Linked DNA regions of Homo sapiens: region 1 is linked to region 2. The links are chromatin loops, found by intact Hi-C in ENCODE. Cell type or tissue: heart left ventricle. All regions are shown on one strand.

What was found. Peaks named below come from ENCODE experiments on the same cell type or tissue, not always from the same donor. Only the 100,000 strongest peaks of a DNase experiment are listed, where the experiment ranks them.
Region 1: a loop joins it to region 2, with 4 times the contacts of the local background. A loop is called at or near these places in 16 of 110 quality-filtered maps.

What each region holds. Positions count from the first base shown.
Region 1 is chr9:119,363,716-119,368,715 of GRCh38, forward strand. All of the region lies in intron 1 of BRINP1 (BMP/retinoic acid inducible neural specific 1), which reads right to left. Among named protein-coding and RNA genes, the nearest start is that of BRINP1, 3.2 kb to the right of the region's middle. RefSeq lists an enhancer at 1,536-2,217. In heart left ventricle, a CTCF peak has its summit at 2,123 (motif pointing left); no DNase peak of the experiment used is centred here; H3K4me3 peaks cover 702 bases; H3K27me3 peaks cover 1,436 bases.
Region 2 is chr9:117,642,748-117,647,747 of GRCh38, forward strand. No RefSeq gene overlaps it. Among named protein-coding and RNA genes, the nearest start is that of TLR4, 59 kb to the right of the region's middle. In heart left ventricle, a CTCF peak has its summit at 2,093 (motif pointing right); DNase peaks (open chromatin) are centred at 154 and 2,114; H3K4me3 peaks cover 1,357 bases; H3K27ac peaks cover 520 bases; H3K27me3 peaks cover 1,662 bases.

The DNA.
Region 1 (5,000 bases), 1.7 Mb after region 2:
GCCCAGACCTGTGCTATTCAATAGAGTAGCCATGAGCCACATATAGCTATGTAAATTAAAATAAAAATTAATATAAGTTAAATAAAATTAAATATTCAGTTCATCAGCAACACTGGCCACATTTCAAGTGTTCAGCAATCATACATGGTTAGTGGCTACCATATTGGACAGCACAAAAAACATGTCCATCATCACAGACAGTTCTATTTGACAGCTCTCGTCTACAGCAATGTTTGGCAAACAGTAGGCACCCAATAAATATTTGTTGAATAAATCCTCACTCAATTTCAGGTCATCCCTCCCTTTTTTTTTTTTTTTTTTTTGGTGGCATCGAAGCCCTAAAAGTGAGGTAAACTAGACAATTTCCCTAGGACAGTATTCAGGGTGCCAAGAGGCCTCCAAGCAGATGCTACAGAAGACAGGGCTGTGAAGACAATCCCCTCTATTCAGAAAGAAAACTGTTGTGAAATAATTATGTTTTCATAATATTCGAAGAACTGAAAACTGGAAGAGAATTGCACTTGTGTGATTTCAGAGACATATGGATAGAAGGATGATTTAGGGGCAAAGTAAGAAAATATTCCAACAAAGCTCTTCAAATATGACATAGGCTGGTTTGTGCGGTAATGAACTTGCTATCACTAAAAGTACTAAAACTGAGACTGAATGGTCATGTATTATTGGCATTACAAAAAGGACTCGTCATTCCTGAAAACAGAAAAGTTTGGTCATTGAGAAACCTTCAGAGGTTTTCTTTGATCCAGTGACTCATGACACCTTCATACCATCAATTTCAAAGAGCTCATAATAACTCCCAGCTATTCCTAGCACCTATTGAACAACCCGATGTTGCCAACCATTCATAATAGTTACCATTAACTCAGTGGTCCAGTGAAAAGAGCAGAGATGACGTAAGAAGGAAGACAGTTTCAAATTCTAGCTGTGATGGTTGTGTGACCTTGATCAAGGAGTCTAACCAACCTGGGCTTCACTTTCCTCTTCTGTAAAAGGGGCTGTATCTGTCCCACTGGGTGGAAAGAACGACTACATGAGAGAACAAAACTAAAGACCCTGGAACACAGGAAGTCAATATTCACTTCCAGGTAGGGTCTAATTTTCATCTGTCTATATTATCATTGGAATCCCCATATTCTTGGTATAGGCAAAAATGCCGTAACGGCATTGCTTTAAATGAACATGAAGCAATTGTTAGCTAGAAAGTGTGAGAGACAGAGAGAGAGATGACAGTTGCTATTGAGATGCAACAGGAAATGCAAGGGCAAACATTTATAAAGCAACTACTCTGTGTCAGTCCCTGGAATACAAAGATGCTCCTGAGACCATACTGAAGAGGGTAAGATAGACCTATACCCCCAGCGCTATAAAGCAGGGCAAACAGAGACACAAACTAAAATAGAGTTTCAGATAAAATGGTACAGAAAAATCAGGTGATAAAGAGATTAATTCCAAAATAAGATCTTGAGAAGACTTCTTGGAAGGGTCATTTGAGCTAGATGTTGAAATATGGGTGGAATTTTGTTAAAAGTCGTGGCTGAATGTGGGAGATGGTGGAAAGAATAATAAAGATAATCTTTGCAGAAGGGAGCACAACTGGAAAAATTATTTGAAGAATGACATTTAAGGACCTGTCTTCTTCACATGACCTCCATCTTGTCTTTAACATGGTTACCAGTAGTTCAGCAGCCAATTTGTTAAGCTTTGTATTTCAGCAAGGGAAAAGCAGGAAAAGACGGGTAGGGTATGTCTAACCTTAATGGCCCATTCAAGTGATAATGTACTGGTGATTTCCTCTAAGGAATTGGGAGGGGAAAAGAGACAGGTTGCAAATCAAAAAATGTCTCCTTGCACAACTGAAGGGGCCTTTGGGCAAAGACCTTTTCAGAAAAATAGAGGACTTTATGATCCATAACATAAACTCTTGCAAGCACTAAGAAAGAGATGTTGAATTCGAACCTATCAGGGGAGGGTGTTTTTACAATTCTTGCCTGTACCAGCGGCAAAGATACTCATTGCAGCCTGAGCTGGGTCGTCTAAACTCAACGGGGGCCCAAGAGCTGATTTGGCATCTCTGAGCTGTTTCTCCTTGGTTGAAATGGAGTCACAGCTCCCCCTTCTGGGAGCTAAAGTGCCATCTAGCCCCGGAAAATCCTGCATGGAAAAGGCTCTATTGCAGATGGGCCTAAAACCCCCATGTTTTTCAGTATCTGCCTGCACCCCGAAACAGGCATCTAGAAGTCTAAGAGCACGCTTTTGAGTGAACTCGATTCTGACTTCTCCAGGGTCTCTCTTTCACAGGGCTTTACATTTCTCCTTCCCTGGAGTTTATGGGTCCTACTCTTCACATGGGAGATGCTTTATATGGGAGAACACAATTTGGTGTGGAGGTTCTCTTTTTTGGAAATGTAGCAAGCAGGAAAGGTTTCTGGATCTTTGTGTGCACATGTGTGTATAAGCACACCTATGCATGTGTGCTTGCATATGCTTCTGTGCCTGTAATATGTATTAATGTCTAGGGGTGAGATTCTAATTAATATAAAGAAATTAATTTGCCTGAAGTATTTGCACTGGTAGATGGGTGTACATTTTGCTCTCTGGAAACCAGTGCATTCCTTAATAAAAATCTTAGATACAGACCAGACACTTTGCTGGGTTCTGCCTACCAGTCACACTCAGTACTGGGTCCTTGCTTGTCGGTAATTCCCTAAAGACATTGGAGAAGGAATCTATGTTCTCTCTCTGTCTCTCTCTCAGTCCTCCCCCCACCACCGTGTGTGTGTGTGTGTGTGTGTGTGTGTGTGTGTGTGTGTGTGTGTGTGTGTGTGTGTCTTTCGGGAATAGTGATTGAGGCATTGGATCTTTTCTCTTCAGGGCCATGTTTCCAGATAGAAAAACCCTGAAATGCATCTCTGAAAATGTGAAGTTTGATGAGGGAAGACAAGCGATTGTCTTGGTAGGGGTCATGGTGGCAGGTTGGCAAGATAGGGGTGGGAGCAATATACAGTCCTAGAGTGTATATTGCTGGGAGGAGTGGAAAGGGTATTGATCTAGCTGATTGATAAGCCTAGATTCTAGTCCTGGGCATGCCACTAACCCACTACTGAATGTTGGGGAATTCTCATTCCCTCTTTAGGCCACAGAGTCCTGCCTTTCTGCTCTTTAATATTCCTTCCAGTTTCGATCGTCTGTGAATTAGGAAAGAGAGAAAATGAGGCAGTTCCCAAAAATGGGTCTCCTCCTTGGCCCTAGTACCCCCTACCCAAGATAATCCAGGGAGCTCTGCCCTGACATGAGTTTCCTGAAGGAGATTCTCTGTGGCTATGTGAAGGCTTCAGCCTGAGGTATCAGCCTCTGGACAGAGAATGGTATGTCTGCAAGTGCCTGCAGGTAGAACCCACCCACTAGGGCAGGTTCCTACAAATACATGTTTGCTTTTATCTCTCCCCAGAATATGAACACATGTGTGTGTGTGTGTGTGTGTGTGATTGATATATATATATATATATATATCTTCCTAGAATATATGTGTACATTTTTTAGGCCAAATATATTTCTACTTTTTTCCCCTAAGAGGGCTTTTCAGCGGCCCCTCCGTGCTGAGCTAGACAAGAGGCTGTGTCCCAGCGTCACAGCCCTTGTCTTCTCCTAGCCTCCCTGCCTGAGAGCAGAACGGCTGCCGCTTACCTTGAGAAAGTAACAGCTGCCGAGTCTGGAAGCCATGCTAACAGCAGTAAAACTCAGCATTTTTGCTGAGTAGGGCAAGCCTTTAAGAGGCAGCTGGGAATCAAATCAATGGCTGGCCCCAGAGCCCAAGCCCAACAGTACCAAGCCAGGGTGGCCAAGGGACCTACCTAAAGAGCCTCCCAGGAGATGGAGGAAAGAAGAAAGAGGGCCTTGACCCAAACTACCTTCCTGGCTGAGATTCCTCCACCGCCCCCCTGCCCTTGGCAGTATTTTGGAGCCAAGTGAGAGACGCGAGGTGCAAACCGACAGCAGTTTAAGTCAATTACTGCCACATTCTGTCATGGGTTCCACACTCACAGCCCCTTTTCAAATTGTAGATCTCCCTCAGTACTGAAACACTCTCTCTCTCTGTCTCCCTCTCTCTCGCTCTTGCTCTCTCTCTCTCCCTCTCCACCTCTCTGCCTTCTCTCAATATCCCCCTAACTCCAGGGGAGCCATGGAGAGGCATATTTAGGGAGAGACTCTCTGGGGGCTTCCCCGCCTGAAATGGGGAAAGAAAGACGAATCTGTCTTAGGAAAGTGCCCCATCCATCTCCTTCCATATCATCCACAGCCGCCCCAGATGAAATTTCCTCTGAGACCCTTTGCAACTGTGATGGATGAGCAAGTCCCCGAGGACGCTTTCTCCTTTCCCCTGAGGGGGATCCATGCAAACTTGCCAGATCCTCCCCAAAACCAACAGAAGCCGGAGGGGCTCTGTTGATTGCAAACGGGGATGCAGGGTAAATCCCTATCCCAGACTTTCCAAGCCCCAGATAAGGAGCCCACCGCTGACTTCCCCCTTTCTCTGTCACCCACTATCCAGTGTCTCCAAATTCCCATCAGAATCTTGGAGTCTGCCCAGTGTAGAATTTAAAGTGACAGCGTCTCATTTGCCTCGGGGGTTGGCCATGTCTCTTTCATATTAAGCTGTGGGTCCCAGTGTAGCAGGATTCCACCGTTTGGAGGAATTTTCCTTCAAGCGTACCAACATTGGGCTAAATAAGGTGCCATCTACAGCCCCATAATCCTCCCCAAACCCCAAGCCCAGAGCCCCAAGAGGAAGTCCACAGCGGGTTTCCCGGTGACTACGTGATCCTATAGTAAGGGTCCCATTCCGTGTAAGCTGGAGAGACCTAATTAAAAAGACACACGAGGGCACACATACAAACACATACGTACAAACATGCACACACACATCGCGCCGTAAGTAGGTTATAGGACCTCTCTCTCTTCACCCCTCCCTTACACACACGGAC
Region 2 (5,000 bases):
CCCGCGACTTGCGCCCGCACTCCTCAGCCCTTGGGTGGTCGATGGGAGTGGGCGCCTTGGAGCAGGGGGTGGCGCTCGTCAGGGAGGCTTGGGCCGCACAGGAGCCCACGGAGGGGCGGGGGGGAGGAGGCTCAGACATGGCCGGCTGCAGGTCCGGAGCCCTGCCCCGCGGGAAGGTGGCTAAGGCCTGGCGAGAAATTGAGCACAGCAGCTGCTGGCCCAGGTGCTAAGCCCCTCACTGCCCGGGCCGGCGGGGCCGGCCGGCCGCTCCGAGTGCGGGGTACGCCGAGCCCACGCCTACCCGGAATTCACGCTGGCCCGCAAGCACCGCGCCCAGCCCCGGTTCCCGCCCGCGCCTCTCCCTCCACATCTCCTCGCAAGCTGAGGGAGCCGGCTCCAGCCTTGGCCAGCCCAGAAAAGGGCTTCCACAGTGCAGCGGCGGGCCGAAGGGCTCCTCAAGTGCCGCCAAAGTGGGAGCCCAGGCAGAGGAGGCGCCGAGAGCGAGCAAGGGCTGTGAGGACTGCCAGCACTCTGTCACCTCTCAGTACTAGGTACTAAATCTGTTAATATTTGTAGAAGAGAGAGTGTTCATAGGACATTGTACCGAACAACTTGTTAAGCAGATATAACATGCCTGACCCACTGCGAGGCATAGGAAGAGGTCTCCAGAAACACAAGGTGGACTTTCTTCCTTTCTGTGCTGTCTGTGAAAATAAGCAGTTGGGCTGGACTGTGTCTATCAGTGAAATACAATATGAGGAACAGAAGTGTTCCGCTTGGGTTTCCGGTTATAGGAGCATGGTGATTTTTCAGGTGATACTCATTTAGATTACAACTTGATAGCGGCTTCTTCTGAAACCAGGTGAAGAATTCGTGGCTAATATTGCCACAATTTGTTGTTTACTGTTCCTATCTGCTTTGTAACACCTGCACTATGCTGTCCTTCTTGCATCTCAAACAACATCCTCTCCTTTATCTAGAGCCAGATTTGTTTGGCTGTTAATGTGATTTGCCTCTAAGAAACATTCTCTGAAAAGTCCAGAACAGCCTATGTTTAACCTTAGTAGCCTTTGATACGTCTTTTTGCAGCATGCTTATGTCAGGACATAAAAAGTCTGAATGTGAATTACGAATGGAGTTGTGTGCCATTTGTCGTTCACAACTGCTCTGTGGTCAATTTGTTTTCTTATTGACTTTTTTTTCTGTTCTCATCTGTTATTTTCCAGATATTTATTGGGTACCTAATACTGTGTATTATTACCTTGGAATAAGTGGAAAAAGAATATAACTATAGTGCATCTTGTCTCTTAAAGCAGAGTCAAAATTCCTCTAGTAAAAGTCAGTTTTGTTTAGGCTTACCTCGTCATCTACCTGAATGGACCTTAGTGATTTGTTTAATTCAATCCTCTCTTTATATAGTTGAGAAAACTAAGGCTCCTAGAGGAAAAAGTGACTGACTCAAGGGTACGCAGCTCCCATGGGTGTAACCTAATTCTGATTCCTACTCCAGGGTTTCTTACCTATATGCTGCACAGTGCCCAACACTGTGCAGAAAAGAGGAAGGAAGAGGTCATCAGGGCAAGTTAAGCAGGGTAGCTAAGAAATTAGTGAGTCATTTATTTGCTGTATTTTCTCCATTCAATATATACTTTTTAAAGACTCGTTACTATTTGTGAGGTGTGAAAAAAACAGTCTCTGCCATCTGCCAGTTCACTTCCTGGTAGGGGAGAGAAATCCACACACATTTAATTTGCATACAGTTTAGAATTTTGGTAAGTGCTACGATCACAATAAATAAAATGAAACGTGTTTGAAGGTCAGAGATTAATTGTGTTTGGTCCTATGAGCAAGTTTCTTACATTTTAGAACTTAGAGTACACGAGGGAAGAGGCATTCCATGAAAAGGGGCTAGCGGAGGAACATAAGTGTAAAAGGCCTCCAAATATAGTTTGCAGCATATACCAGCAGCAAAGACAGGAAAGTACCCCACTTAGGATCTGCTGGAGGTTAATCCTGATCTTACGCCACTTCCCATTTAAGGTTTCATTGGTTTTCACGTAAGTGTGCATGGATGCAGTGTTAGCTCTGGCCACATGATGGCGGTGCAGGGCCACAAAAGGGTCGCAAAGCCTCTGAACTAATTTTGAAGGTTGTGTTTGTAAAAAATGCCGGGAAGGAAGAAGGGTGCCCCAGACCAGGGGTCAGAGCGGCTTGGAGGGGCTTCTGGGAGAAGACAGCAGCCCTCAGATCTGGAGAGGCGGGTGCCATTATTCTGAACCTCTGGTCTGTTCAGAAACTCCGGAAATAATTTAGATGTTACATAACCTGTAGCCAGTGAAGAAAGCAGCCCTTTTGAATAGTACCCATTTAAAAAAATAAGAAGGCTTATAATACCCCACCTCCCAGTTTCCCTGAATGCTTTCCTTCTCTGTCAGGGTTGTGCCTGTGGTGCCTTGTTGCCACTTTGGTTGAGTAAAATGAGAGGTAGTTATCCAATGTGTTGGGAAAAGGAATAAATTGTTTCTTAATTACAGTACCCCTCAGACAGTATACGGAGAGGGAAAGGACACTAGTCCAAAACCCTTTGATCTGGGCTTGCCTTGCTCAGGCCACTTGCTTGGTTTTTCTCATCTCTTGAGTATATGGCGTGGGGGGTGGTTTTGTGTGTGTGTGTGTGTGTGTAATGGTGTGTGGTTGTGCGATTGCACCTATGTGTAGTGGAGGGAATAGAGATACATGTGGTGGTGCTGGCACAGGCCATAGCTAAGGGCATTTTTGGCTCTGTGTAGAGTCTGGGATAGAGAAAGAGGAAGAGAGTGAGAGAGAGAGAGAGAGAGAGACAGAGACAGAGAAAGAGGGAATGAATTCCCAGAAGATTCCTGGGGTTAAGGAAATGATTTGATTAAAATCTCTGGCAAAGAGTGAGTTTTGAAATCGATTATTTAACCCATGTTCTTCCCTGACTTCTCACTTTTCAGTCCACCCCTGCATGCTGTCTGTGCCTGTCTTGTTCTTTCTGTCTTGGCAGCCACTCCTGTCTCCTCTCTTTCAATCTCTATTACCCTCAGTTTCCATCCTCTTTTCTGTTGCTTTCAAATAAAAGCTTTGTGGGAGAGAAAGAGGGCCTAGGGTCAGACTATACAGTGCCCCCAAGAAAAGGAAGAAAAGAATGATGGAAGAATCCCTGCTGTCTGTGTGGCTGGGGGTGGTGGGGGAAGCAATGTTGGAAGAGAGGGATGATAAATAGATAAGCCCCCACGTTGAGGAGGCTGCTGTCCAGGAGAAATCCTGCTTCAGAAGAGGAGGAAACAAATAAAGACAAATGTCCAGGAGCTGGAAATGGGTGGAGTTGATGAGATGGGGTGTTTGTTTGCGTGTGGAAATTGTAGCTTCTCTCTCTTTTCATTCTACAAAGACAGAACTTCTCAATTTTTAAGTCACAATACATTTCCAGAAATCATTTATTTCTAAACATTACCAGTCAAATCCCCCATTCCTTTCTGCTTTTAGAATTTGAGTGAGATTGATTTGTGTTTTTAATTTTAAAGGGCAGAAAAACAGGCTGTTCAAGTGTTCCGCTGGCATGGGAATTCCGGGCATGGTCTTTGTCCTCCTCCCTTCATTCTTTCCCACTCCCTCTTTTCTGCCCCCTCATCCACACCAGGGAGGGTCCCCAGGATGCCAAGATAATAATTTTGATTTGGTTTTATTTTTATATTTATAATGCAACGTAAATTTTTTTCCAGAATTGATATTTGTAAAGACCATTTTCAAATATACACAAGTCAGAGAGGCAGCGTGGGTGGGATTTGAGAAAGAATGTGTTGTTTTTCTCTGTTATCATTATTATTTACTAACCTTTTATTCAAGCACTGTAATGGAAGATCGACAAAACAACTCTCATCCCATAATCAATTATAGCTGGAAGACAATAAATAGCTATTCAACGTTTCTTTCATGTTCTGGAAAAAATGGATATATTGACTGCCTTTAAAGTTGGGGCCCTTCCATAGACGCTGGGTGGGCTGTTGTAATTGGCTCTTCTAATCCCATAATCTTTATGAGCTTGGCATAGATGAACATAACAAAAATCATGATAAAAACAATAATTTACTTTGGTGTTAGCTGTTAGAGTTTGTAAAACAATGGCATAGGCATTATGAAATTGAATTATTTCAACTGCCCTGTGAGATAGTAATTATTTTCCCCATTTTGTCAATGAGGCAACTGTGATTCAGCCAGACTGAACTTGGGCCAGCATTCCCCTCACTACATCCAAGCAGCAGCAGCCTAACGCATCCTCTTTCTGCAGATGTACAGACCAAGTCTAAATGAGGTGGCACACATTCAACGAGGGTAAGGTAGGATGGGTACAAAATGCCCACAGATGCCCCAGGAAGCAGACCAAGAGCAGGGAAGTCATTTGGAAACAGACCTTCTTTCAAGTTCTGACTTCACTCTTACTAGATCAAAAGCTGTGGACATAAGACATGACTTTTTCAAACTTTAGTTTTTTCAACTATACAATGAGGATAAATGTGCCTGCCTTTTGAGAAGATTAAATGAGATGAAATTAAATGAAATGAAATGATGTAAAGTGTTTAGTATGGATTCCACACATGCTGGTTGTTATTATGCCACATACCGTCTACATGAACCATCCATTCCGAGACCTCTTATTTTATTTTTTTATTTTTTTATTTCTTTTTTGAGACGGAGTCTCACTTTGCCTTGTCACCCAGACTGGAGTGCAGTGGTGCAATCTCGGTTCACTGCACCCTCCACCTCCCCAGGTTCAAGCGATTCTCCTGCCTCGGCCTCCTGAGTAGCTGGGATTACAGGCACATGCCACCATGCCTGGCTAATTTTTGTATTTTCTAGTAGAGATGGGGTTTTGTCATGTTGGCCAGACTGGTCTCAAATTCCTGACCTCGGTGATCCACCCACCTTGGCCTTGCAAAGTGCTGAGATTACAGGCATGAGACACCATGCCCAGCCTC